Regions from separate parts of the Homo sapiens genome. Here region 2 is linked to region 1. Evidence: chromatin contacts called from ENCODE Hi-C or POLR2A ChIA-PET data. All regions are on one chromosome and are shown on one strand. The core of a region is the stretch at or near the end of the contact, and the rest is flanking DNA. Distances in the headings are between cores, read along the strand shown.

What was found. Hi-C counts contacts between places; a loop is a spot of excess contacts on that map. ChIA-PET counts read pairs that join two places held with the same protein, here RNA polymerase II (POLR2A). Pooled maps may share reads with other maps.
Region 2: a map of heart left ventricle shows a loop between it and region 1 (4-fold over the local background). The contact joins the promoter of MYMX here to the enhancer-like site in region 1. A Hi-C loop is called at or near these places in 39 of 168 maps with a recorded cell type or tissue (B cell, CD8-positive, alpha-beta T cell, Caco-2 and 29 more), 32 of 37 single-sample maps with no recorded cell type and 31 of 50 pooled maps. POLR2A ChIA-PET finds 5 or more read pairs at or near these places in 19 of 52 experiments (GM10248, GM12878, H1 and 14 more).

What each region holds. Positions count from the first base shown.
Region 1 is chr6:44,175,439-44,181,356 of GRCh38, forward strand. It overlaps CAPN11 (calpain 11), which reads left to right. Exons shown (of 23, transcript NM_007058.4): 8 at 630-713; 9 at 815-900; 10 at 1,143-1,217; 11 at 1,400-1,560; 12 at 1,804-1,982; 13 at 4,181-4,192; 14 at 4,514-4,725; 15 at 5,022-5,061; 16 at 5,159-5,224; 17 at 5,310-5,367; 18 at 5,495-5,559; 19 at 5,814-5,882. Among named protein-coding and RNA genes, the nearest start is that of CAPN11, 20 kb to the left of the region's middle. RefSeq lists an enhancer at 1,215-1,917. Within about 2 kb of position 2,738, at least 9 of the 41 ENCODE cell types and tissues checked have a DNase peak (open chromatin) inside an H3K27ac peak, as active enhancers do; they include Panc1, ascending aorta, endothelial cell of umbilical vein and 2 more, where a contact is called at or near this core.
Region 2 is chr6:44,215,287-44,221,778 of GRCh38, forward strand. It overlaps MYMX (myomixer, myoblast fusion factor), which reads left to right and starts at 1,640. Exons shown (of 2, transcript NM_001315494.2): 1 at 1,640-1,682; 2 at 2,164-2,948. The coding sequence starts at 2,186. The coding sequence ends at 2,440. It also overlaps a transcript of SLC29A1 not described here. RefSeq lists enhancers at 1,126-2,011, 2,012-2,897 and silencers at 3,886-4,180, 4,068-4,297, 4,528-4,627.

The DNA of each region.
Region 1 (5,918 bases), core at 1,488-3,987:
CACTGCACTCCAGCCTGGGTGACACAGCGAGACCCTGTCTCAAAAATAATAATAAAGCCGGGTGCGGTGGCTCATGCTTGTAATCCCAGCACTTTGGGAAGCCGAGGTGGGCGGATCACCTGAGGTCAGGAGTTCAAGACCAGCCTGGCCAACATGGTAAAACCCCATCTATACTAAAAATACAAGAAATTAGCCAGGCGTGGTGGCGGGCGCCTGTAATCCCAGCTACTTGGGAGTCTGAGGCAGGAGAATCCCTTGAACCTGCGAGGCAGAGGTTGCAGTGAGCCGAGATCTCACCACTGCACTCCAAGAGCAACAAGAGCAAAGCTCTGTCTCAAATAATAATAAATAATAATAATAATTTTTAAAACGTTCTAGTTTTGATATTTCACTGTAGTTTTGCCAGATGTTACCACTGGGGGAACCTGAGTATGGGATACACGGGATTTCTCTGTATTATTTGTTACAATTGCATGTGAATCTGCAATTATTTCAAAATAATGATAATAATTTAAAAGTTTAGTTTAAAAAAATTAACCTGGAGAGCTCGCCCCTTCCTTTGGGTGCCCAGTCCAGGTCCTCCATGCCCTCCATGCCCTCCATGCTCTCCCTCCCTCTCTGTTCTGTAGGTCACCAGTGATAGTGAACTGGAATCCATGACTGACAAGATGCTGGTGAGAGGGCACGCTTACTCTGTGACTGGCCTTCAGGATGTGAGTCCTGAGAAATGCGCCCTACCCTGAGGACCCTGAGAAGGAGGAGAACGTCTCCCTGACCCCATAACTCTGACCTTTAACCACCCCCGCCCACCCAGGTCCACTACAGAGGCAAAATGGAAACACTGATTCGGGTCCGGAATCCCTGGGGCCGGATTGAGTGGAATGGAGCTTGGAGTGACAGGTAGGTGTCCCCAACCCAGGTGAGGGGTGGTCGGAGGATACAGCAGGCGGTGCCAGGTGGACCGACTGGTGTCCCATCTAGGAGAACAACCTGTACAACAGGGCAAAGCTCCTCCCTCTAGATTCTCCATCTAGCTCCGCACCCCAGCAGGCAGACATTCAGGGAAGAGGCAGTCCCCTGGAGAGGAAGGAGGTGCCACATGACCTCCGCCCCTCTCCTTCCACCGCCCATCTCTGCTCCAGTGCCAGGGAGTGGGAAGAGGTGGCCTCAGACATCCAGATGCAGCTGCTGCACAAGACGGAGGACGGGGAGTTCTGGTCAGTGTGGCTTGGGGTGGGCTTCTTACCACCACCCTAGGCCCTGGTCCTTCATCTCCCTGCTCCGCTCCTCTCTGTGCCTTGGATGGGGAGGCTTGGGGTGGTTGTGGGGGGTGGTTCAGGGAGAGGGAACTGAGGATGCAAGTGTGCTGCTGACGGGCTCCACCCCCACCCCACCACAGGATGTCCTACCAAGATTTCCTGAACAACTTCACGCTCCTGGAGATCTGCAACCTCACGCCTGATACACTCTCTGGGGACTACAAGAGCTACTGGCACACCACCTTCTACGAGGGCAGCTGGCGCAGAGGCAGCTCCGCAGGGGGCTGCAGGAACCACCCTGGTGGGTGAGGGGTGAGAGGGGAGGGGGTGTGCAGGGAGTGAAGGATGGGCCACGGCTCACCACGAAACCAGACCTGGGGCACGAGTCACCGGAGTCAGGGTCCATGAGGTCAAGGGTTAGTCAGATTTCACAGCCCCTGTGGAGGAGACAGCTCCAGTGTGGCTGGGGAAGCTCGGTCCACCCTGGGAAGGGCGTGGCCAAGGGAAGCCCCCGTATAACCACGCTGACCCACTTCCGCCACAGGCACGTTCTGGACCAACCCCCAGTTTAAGATCTCTCTTCCTGAGGGGGATGACCCAGAGGATGACGCAGAGGGCAATGTTGTGGTCTGCACCTGCCTGGTGGCCCTAATGCAGAAGAACTGGCGGCATGCACGGCAGCAGGGAGCCCAGCTGCAGACCATTGGCTTTGTCCTCTACGCGGTGGGTGCCTGGCTGGTCTCGCCCGCCACTCACTCTCCCTCACCTGACCTCACTCCTTTCTTTCTTTCTTTCTTTTTTTTTTTTCGAGACAGAGTCTCACTCTGTTGCCCAGGCTGGAGTGCAGTGGCACAATCTCCATTCACTGCAACCTCAGCCTCCCCAGTTCAAGTGATTCTCGTGCCTCAGCCTTCCCAGTAGCTGGATTACAGACGTGCACCACCATGCCCAGCTAATTTTTGTATTTTTAGTAGAGACGGGGTTTCACCATGTTGGCTAGGCTGGTCTGGAACTCATGACCTCAGGTAATCTGCCTGTCTCGGCCTCCCAAAGTGTTGGAATTACAGGTGTGAGCCACCACACCCGGCTGCCTGGCCTCACTCCTTTCTCCCCAGGGCCACTTCCTGCCTGGGAGAGGGACAGGCTCCAACAGGCTTCACAGCCCTGATTTTTTTTTTAAGACAGGAGCTCAATCTGTTGCCCAGGTTGGAATGCAGTGGCGTGATTACGGCTCACAGCGGCCCTGACCTCCCAGGCTCAAGCAATCCTTCCACCTCAGCCTCCTGACTAGCTAGGACTACAGGCAATTGTCCTGCTAGTTTTTTAAAATTTTTCGTAAGATAGGGTCTCACTATGTTGCCCAGGCTGAGCCCTGACTCTTGAATGGTGCTTTGTGCCTTTCAAGCCAGAGCCGGCAGTTTTCTCTTCACAGATTTCATCCTTTGTGCCAGGCATTGTTCCAAAGGTCTTAGGAATACTAACTACTAATGCCTTTAAGGAAGCGGAAGGAGCCTGCGGGCCAGAGACATGAAGTCACTTGCCCAAGCTCACACATCCAAGGGTCAGAGGCCAAGCCTGTGTCCTGATTCCCAGGCGCTCTGAGACTTCTCCACACGCCCCGCCCGACAATCCATCCCCCTTGTCTGCCCCACCAGCAGTACTCACTCCAGGAGCCAAGAGAAAGCCCTGATAAGCATTTCCCAAGCCAAACCATGCTTTGCAAAATTCTCCACATTCTCCAAAAGAATGTTGTTCATTCACTTGCATTCCCTTATATAAGCAAGTATTTATGGAGCATCTACTGTGTGCCAGGCCCCTGTCCAGTCTCCAGGGGTTCAATAGTGAGCAAAACAGACACAAGCCTTGCCCTACTCTTAGGGCCATTAGTCCACCAGGCTAACAGACTGGTGCCTCAGGATAACATTTTTGCTGGGGGAGGTGGCTCATGCCTATTATCCCAGCACTTTGAGAGGCCGAGGTGGGAGGATCACTTGGAGGATGCCCAAAGAATTTAACACCAGCCTGGGCAACACAGCAAGACCCTGTCTCGATTAAAAAAAAAAAAAAAAAAAAAAATTAGCCGGGCATGGTGGCACACACCTGTGGTCCCAGCTACTCGAGAAGCTGAGGTGAGAGGATCACTTGAGCTCAGGAGGTCGAAGCTGCGGCAAGCCATGATCGCACCACTGCTCTTCAGCCTGGGCGCAGAGTGAGACCCTGTCTCAAAGACATCTTCAAGGTTAAAAAAGCTCAGGAAAGACTACTGCAGCCTGAGCTCTCCGGTGCACACAAGCACACTGAGGTGCTGATAAGCCACCTCTGCAATAGAGCAACCTGTTTAACTTGGTTTAACTCACATTTTTACAAACTTATTTGTCCTCGATCCTCAATTTTAGTAATCTTCTATTCACTTCCTGCAGGATATGAGTGTTCCACGGAAAAGCAAAACACTGTCCTAGATTTTTATCCTAACTCTTTCACTTTTCAGCCATCTGAGGTTGGACAAATCACCTCACATCTTTGGGATTCTGTTTCCTTCCCTTAACCTGGAATGATAAAAATCTACCTTGCATAAACTGTACTTTCCTATCCAAAGCTGAAGGAATTTTTTTTTTTTTTTTGAGACAGGGTCTCACTCTATTGCCCAGGCTGGAGGGCAGTGACATGATCGTGACTCACTGCAGCCTTGACCTCCAGCTCAAGCAATCCTCCCACCTCTGCAGCAGAGGGATTGTTAATGCCAGGACCTTTGAACTGTCAGAGCCCGTGCCCCACTCCACCACCAGTATCCCAGTGCCCTTAATACCCCTCCAACAACACACACACACAGACACACACTATACACATCCCACTTGGCTTCTGAAGGCCTGAGGCCCTTCACCACCCTAGAGATCTGACTCTCCTCTTTCTTCCCTTCCCAGGTCCCAAAAGAGGTACAGAAGATAAAGATGTGGGGCTTGTTCCTGGACACATACCCACTCCACCCCTGGCTGCAAGTGGATTGGCAAAGGGTGGAATTTGGCGAGAGGCTCTGGGGGTCACTGGGTTAGGATTCCAGCCCTCTTCAGGGCTGGTAGGGGTCGGGAAAGGAAGAGACCCTGTTGGAGTTGCGGGCCACTTAGATGGTGTCCAGGCCAGGTCAGTTGGTGGTGGCACCTACCTCCAACCCTGCCCGGCCAGGCTGTTCACCCTGGGGGACCCTCCCTCCCTAACCTCCCATGCCAGTCCTGTACCCACTTCCAGGATGCATATAGTTTCAGAACATTCAGGATGTCCACTTGAAGAAGGAATTCTTCACGAAGTATCAGGACCACGGCTTCTCAGAGATCTTCACCAACTCACGGGAGGTGAGCAGCCAACTCCGGCTGCCTCCGGGGGAATATATCATTATTCCCTCCACCTTTGAGCCACACAGAGATGCTGACTTCCTGCTTCGGGTCTTCACCGAGAAGCACAGCGAGTCATGGTAAGGGGCTGCAGCTCACTGCTCCAAGGCCCGCCACCCAAGAGCTGCAGGATATCAAGCTCAGGGAGCTGCTGTCGGGTCCTCCCTCACTTTGTCCCTATTTTACAGTCAGGGAAACTGAGGCATGAGAAGGTGAAGTCCCAGTTAGTGGCAGAACCAGAACTAGAACTAGAACCCATATTCCATGGAGCTGCCCTATATTGCTTCAAAGACATGACATGACCCCCAGAGCACCCCACTAAAACCCCCACCTCCCTCCCCCTGGTAACTCTTGAGCTTTCAATCATTTTGCCCAGGGAATTGGATGAAGTCAACTATGCTGAGCAACTCCAAGAGGTGAGGGGAGACTGTAGGGCTGGGGGTTGGAAGGAAGCTCCTGGGCCTGTGAAAGAAGTTTTCTGACCAGGTCCCTTTCCTGCTCCCCGGCCCCCAGGAAAAGGTCTCTGAGGATGACATGGACCAGGACTTCCTACATTTGTTTAAGATAGTGGCAGGAGAGGTGAGCAGGCCACGAGCGGAGGGCTGACAGGAGGGGGATGAGGGGCTGGAGGGGCCCGAGTGGGGTTCACAGTTCCCCTTCCTAGGGCAAGGAGATAGGGGTGTATGAGCTCCAGAGGCTGCTCAACAGGATGGCCATCAAATGTGAGTCTTCCACTCCTGCTGCACACGACCCCTCCCCCATATTTTGTGCCCCTCTTGATCACTCCCAGTGCCCCCACGATACCTCATTTACCCTGTCTCTCCTTTCTACCCCTTCCCTTCCTCACAGTCAAAAGCTTCAAGACCAAGGGCTTTGGCCTGGATGCTTGCCGCTGCATGATCAACCTCATGGATGTATCCTCCTGTCCAGTGCTCTCTTGGCCCTGTCCCCTGCCCACAAGCCTGGCCCAGAGATGGCCACCCTGGGCCAGCCACGTCCTCCTCCCTGATGGGGATTAGGCTCTGGGGTAGCAGAAGATGCCAGTTCTTCTGGCTGCTACAGTACCGGAACCCCAGGGCTTGTGTGTCCCCTCAGGAACCCCCGCTGCTTCCCTATCCCCTGGGATGCCTTCTTCACTCCTTCTCTGCTGTCCTTGACCACCTTCCAGAAAGATGGCTCTGGCAAGCTGGGGCTTCTAGAGTTCAAGATCCTGTGGAAAAAACTCAAGAAATGGATGGTAAAGGGCACTAAAGGGGCAGCCTCCAGGGGTGAG
Region 2 (6,492 bases), core at 390-2,889, 39 kb after region 1:
AATAGGTTGAGTGCAGTGGCTCACGCCTGTAATCCCAACACTTTGGGAGGCAAAGGTGGGAGGATCTCTTGAGCCCAGGAGTTAGAGACCAGCTTGGGCAACACAGTGAGACCCCTGTCTCTACAAAATAAATTTTAAAAAGTAACCGGGTGTGGTGGCGCCTGCCTGTGGTCCCAGCAACTCGGGAGACTAAGGTGGATCACTTGATCCTGTGAGGTTGAGGCTGCAGTGAGACATGATCATGCCATGGCACTCCAGCCTGGGTGACAGAGTGAGACCTTGCCTCAAAAAAATAATATAAATAAAATAAATAAAAATAAAAAACAGGCTGGGCGTTGTGGCTCACGCCTGTAATCCCAACACTTTGGGAGGCCAAGACGGGTGGAGCACCTGAGGTCAGGAGTTCGAGACCAGCCTGGCCAACATGGTGAAACCCCACCTCTACTAAAAATACAAAAATTAGCCGGGCATCGTGGCGGGTGCCTGTAATCCCAGCTATTCAGGAGGCTGAGGCAGGAGAATCGCTTGAACCTGGGAGGCAGAGGTTGCAGTGAGCCAAGATCATGCCACTGCACTCCAGCCTGGGTGACAGAGTGAGACTCCGTCTCAAATAATAATAATAATAAATAAATAAAAATTAAAAACAACATAAAACCCAGGCTATAAACCCAAAGAGATATACCCAGCTATCTCATAGAATTTCATTTAATCTGAGGGAGGAAAGCAGGTGGAGGAGAGGGTCTTGAAGTAAGCATCCAAGGGGGAATGCCACCCAGCTGTGTCCAGCTGTGCCCAGCTAGGAGATAGACTGTGCCTCTACTTTTCTTCCCCCAGGAGAGGGCCCACAGGGGCCTGCTTGGGTCCTAGTCTCCCTGTCCCAGCCACTGAGCATGCCTGGTGCTCAGGTGTGTGTGCAGTCTGCAGACTCACTGCTTCTGAGGTTTAGGCAAGTGGGTCTCATATATTGTCCTGTTCCAGTTACTCCTTCCAGTTACTCCCACTTACTGAGGCTACAGCGGAGAGGACTGGAGCCCAGAAGAGTCAACGTTCTTAAGGAAACACAATTAGAAAGTGCAGTCTGGGCTGGGCACGGTGGCTCAGGCCTATAATCTCAGCACTTTGAGAGGTCGAGGCGGGTGGATCACTTGAGCTCAGGAGTTTGAGACCAGCCTGACCAACATGGTGAAACCCTGTCTCTACTACAAATACAAAAAAATTAGCCTGGCATGATGGCACACTCCTATAATCCCAGCTACTTGGGAGGCTGAGGTAGGAGAATCGCTTGAACCCAGGAGGCAGAGGTTGCAATGAGCCGAGATCCTGCCATTGCACTCTAGCCTGGGCAAAAAGAGCAAAACTCTGTCTCAAAAAAAAAAAAAAAAAAAAGAAGAAGAGAAAGAAAAGAGAAAGTGCAGTCTGGGTTCCAACTCGAGGGAAATCCTGCATATGTTCCCTTCCCTCTCCTCCCCCTAGACTGGGAAGTGGGGGCCAGCCCAGCTGCCCGCTCCCCTCAATATACCAGGTGCCAGAACACAGCTGTTTCTTCATTGTTCCCCAACCCAGGCGGACTGTAATTGGTGGGGCAGAGCAGGGCGGGGCTACCCCTGTGCTGAATCCAGTGGGGCTATCTCCACTCCAGGCAAATCCAGCCAGAGACTGATTCTGAGCAGCAGTTCTGCCCGGTGAGAGCTGCCGTGGATTGGTGGGGGTAGGGGACTGAGAGGTCAGGGAGTGTCAGGTCAGGGTGGATCAGGAGCCCCAAAAGAAAAATTGAGAATTGCCTGGAGAAGAACTCCTGCTAGACTGAGGGAGAAGGGTTAGGGAACTCCAGGGGCATTGAGGCTGTGCAAGAGGAGGGGGTGACTAGAGGAAGGGAGGGGCCAGGGAGCAGTAGGAATGCCTGGAGCTGGGAACGGCAAGCTGTAGGTCTTGGTTTACTCTTGCCTTGGTTCAGTCTCCCCATCTGTGCTATGGTGAGAACCTTCCTGCCTCAGCTGCCTTGCCAAGAGAAAGGGCTTCATGAAAGCAAAAATGACCTACAAATTGAGGTCAGGAGCAGGAAGGTGTAAACTGAAGGGAGGGGGAACTCCTGCCCACCCCATGTCCTTGCCAGGTGAGGCAGAACCAGGACATGCAAGCCTAAAGTCTGTGTTGTCTTCCCAGGCACTGACTCACTGGCCCTGCCATGCCCACGCCACTGCTCCCGCTGCTGCTTCGATTGCTGCTGTCCTGCCTGCTGCTGCCTGCTGCCCGCCTGGCCCGCCAATACCTCCTGCCCCTGCTGCGCCGATTGGCCCGCCGCCTGGGCTCCCAGGACATGCGAGAGGCTTTGCTGGGCTGTCTGCTGTTCATTCTCAGCCAGCGACACTCGCCAGACGCTGGGGAGGCCTCAAGAGTGGACCGCCTGGAGAGGAGGGAGAGGTTAGGCCCCCAAAAGTGAGGCCACAAGTCCTGGCAGCAGCTGTATCCACAAAATGCTTTCTTTTGGAGTAGGATAATCCTGGCACCAGCACTGACCGAAGCCTGCCCAGTGGACAGAAGATATAGTGAGGGTTGTGCATGAGAGGGATCTGCCACAGACATGCCTCTCCACTCCCAACAGAAATGTCTTTCTGGAAGAATGCCTTGCATCTAGCACAAAACTGATTATTGCCCCTCTGTCCTCCAGCAGTTCCTCCCAAAGACCACTCCTAATCACCTCTGGCCTCAGGCGGGAGGGGAACTAACACCCACCCACCCCTGCCCTCCCTGCAAATGGGAACATCAAGGTTCCCAGTGCTTAACTGAGGGACAAGTGACAATTTAGCAGAGAGGCAAGATTTGAATCCAGACTGTCTTCCAGACTCAGGACCTACCTTAAAATAATATCTGAGTTGCTTATGGAGGCAGACCTGCCTGCAAAGCCCAGCACTCAGCAAGTGCTCAATAAATATTTGATTTGAATTCTTTCCATGGCTTTGAAAGTCTAATCACCCAGACTGCTGCTCTGCAAAACAGTTTAACCTGGCCTGGCAGTTGGTGGGGGTGGGGGAGAGGAGAGATGGACAATTGTACAAGGGTTTATTTTGCTACCTATTCCATCGTGGTTTCAGTCCTCACAGCCTGGAAGTTGTTTCCCCCTGCTAAGTTTCGGTCAGTATGTCACACTGTGACCCAGAAATGGCTTGAGTCCATCTAGGAGGAAGTTTGCCTGGCTAGCTCACAGTAGGGAGGAAAATATCCTCCAGCGAGTTTGAGGACTTCTCAGCTAGTGGTGGTGGGAAGAGGGGTGATACGTTTGCTAAGAGACTGGGTGGGAGGCCACCCAGGGAGGCAGTGCAGAAATGCATCCCCTTGAGGGTCATCCCACCCTAGAAGAGACTAGGGTTGGGTGAGTTGCCTTAAGAACTGACTTCATCATTTCCTCCTCCCTAGTGGGAGGCCCCTCAGGGGTCAAATAAGAGCCTCAGAAGAGTCAACATGCTTAAGGAAACACAGTTAGAAAGTGCAGTCTGGGCAGGGCGCGGTGGCTCACGCCTGTAATCTCAGCACTTTGGGAGGCAGAGGCAGGAGGATCACCTGAGGTCGGGAGACCAGCCTGACCAACATGGAGAAACCCCGTCTCTACTAAAAATACAAAATTAGCCGGGCGTGGTGGCGTATGCCTGTAATCCCAGCTCCTACGGAGGCTGAGGCAGGAGAATCGCTTGAATCCGGGAGGCGGAGGTTGCAGTGAGCCGAGATCGCGCCATTGCTCTCCAGCCTGGACAACAAGAGCGAAACTCCGTCTTAAAAAAAAAAAAAAAAAGAGTTAGACACATTTGCATCCCAGCCTCCGGATAATTTGCTTATTGTTCCCAGGCAATAATCCTCTCTCTCTGGGTGACTCTTGGGCTCTATCTAGGTTCAGACGAGGACAGTGAGGAGTACAGGATCCAATTGGGATTCCAGTCCCCTCCCCACACCCGTCAGAAGGCTTGGTTGGGAAAGAAGTGAGCCCCAAGCTATCCGCCCCACCCCCAGCCCTGCGGGGCTTTCTGCCTGCCACACGCCGTCCCTGCTCACTACCCCATCGGTTTCCTTCGGGAGTCTTCAAAGCCAGTGCACGTGCTCCCAGGTCTCAGGGAGGCGACCCAGGGGGAGGGGCAGAGAGAAGGGGGTCCGAGCCCTTGGGCCCCTAACCCCGTCCCTTTCCGGAGCCTCGGGTGCCCAAAGGCGCCGGCCGCCAGTCCCAGGCCCGAAGGGCCCCTCCCACTGAGTCGGCTCTGGTCTCCCCGCCCCTGAGCCGCGAGGACTGGACGCAGCTGGCTGCGGAGCTCTGGGCGGGCGCTGGGGTCGCCTGTTGCAGCCTCTCTTCCGCCCGGCGGCCCACACCGGTCAGGCCCGGCGCGGGCTGCGCTCTCCAGCTGTGGCTATGGCCCCAGCCCCGAGATGAGGAGGGAGAGAACTAGGGGCCCGCAGGCCTGGGAATTTCCGTCCCCCACCAAGTCCGGATGCTCACTCCAAAGTCTCAGCAGGTGCGCGGGGCGGGGCCGGGGGGCCTGGCGGGGCGGGGTGGGGTGGGGGCGAGGTCTGCGCCGTTCTCACGCTGCCGGGCGGGACAGGGGGCCAGTAGGGGGACCCGCTGGGCTACAGTGTCTCAGGGGAGTCAGAATCTTTGGTTTCTGGATGCGGGGCCACTTTTCTGGGCCTTCGAAGGCCATTATTAGATGACTGCCTCCCCAAACTCCCCAGCCACTTACAGATGTCCCAGGAACATAGGGTAGGGGGAAGAGGTCTGGAAAATTAGCCTAGAAGACCAGCCCAGACCTAACTGAACAAAGAATTTAGTCTTCTCGAACCCCGAGCCAGTACCCACACTGTGAACACACCTGTCTTTACTTAAAAAATCTTGATGTTTTATTCATCATGGAGTCTTTAAAAAAAAACAAAAACCGAGTCTCGCTCTGTTGTTCAGGCTGGAGGGCAGTGGTGCGATCACAGCCTACTGCAGCCTCGACCTCATGGACTCAAGCCATCCTCCCACCTCAGCCTCCCAAAATGCCAGGACCACAGGCATGCGTCAACATGCTCAGCTAATTTTTTTTTTTTTTTTTTTTTAAGAGACAGAGTCTCCCTGTGTTGACCAGGCTGGTCTTGAACTCCTAAGCTCAAGTGATTCTTCTACCTTGGCCTCCCAAAGTGCTGGGATGACAGATGTGAGCCACTGCACTTGGCATCATGGAGTCTTGATTTGTAGACATTGCATTAAAACTTATTTTGGTAAGGGCTGGGTGTGGTGGCTCACGCCTGTCATCCCAGTGCTTTGGGAGGCCAAGGCGGGCGGATCACAAGGTCAGGAGTTCGAGACCAGCCTGACCAACGTGGTGAAACCCCGTCTCTACTAAAAAAAAAAAAAAAAATACAAAAATTAGCTGGGCGTGGTGGCACGTGCCCGTAATCCCAGCTACTCAGGAGGCTAAGGCAGGAGACTCGCTTGAACCCAGGAGGTGGAGGTTGCAGTGAGCCAAGATCACGCCACTGCACTCCAGCCTGGGTGACAGAGTGAGACTCCATCTTAAAGAAAAGAAAAAAAAAAACAAACTTATTTTGATTACATTAAAATGTATCTTTGTTTGTTTGTTTGTGTTTTCAGACAAGGTCTTGCTCTGTTGCCCAGGCTGGAGTGCAATGGCAGGATGATGGCTCACTGAAGCCTTGTCCTCCCGGGCTCTAGTGAACCTCCGGCCTCAGCCTCTGGAGTACCTGGAACCACAGGCTCGAGCCACCATGCCTGGCTAATTTATTTTAATTTTTTTTGTAGAGATGGGGTCTCACTGTGTTGCCCAGGCTAGTCTTGAATTCCTGGGCTCAAGTGATCCTCCCACCTCGGCCTCCAAAAGTGCTGAGATTTCAGGCATGAGCCACCACTCCTGGCCTAAAATTTATCTTGATTCATGAGTTTTTTGGCTCCCCCTTACATTTTACACCCCTGGCAAGTGCCTCACTGGCCTCTCCCTAGTCCCAGCCCTGTCACAAGGCCATGGAGATACAGTCACAAACACAACTGAGAACACAGACAGTCATGAGACATGTGCTGGTTACCAACCCCCAGGCCAAGCAAACACACTTCCAGCAAACACACATGACTTGTTGGTGACAGCTGAGAGGACACATGCCTGGGGAGAGAGAGGACTGTGTGTGAGGTGGTGAGGCATGCATGGGGCCTGCCAAGTTGGGGAGGGAGTCTGGGCCAAGCCACGGTCCCATATAGGGTGGTGAATAAGGTGTAGAGTAGAGGTGCAGCAGGACCAACCCTTCCCACCCCACCCCTTCGACAGGGACCTGAGGGAGCTCAGGGAGGGAGAGAAGCCAGAAGACCAGGCAGAGACTGAAGAGAGCTGGCAAGGCCTGGCTAGAAAAACTCCAGGCAAGGCCTGTGTAAGTTGGGGCTCCCAGGCTGTCCAGCAGGGGGCCCTGGCACCCAGCAACCTCTGCTTGGGAGGTGGCTACAGAGGGGTGTGGGTGTTGGCT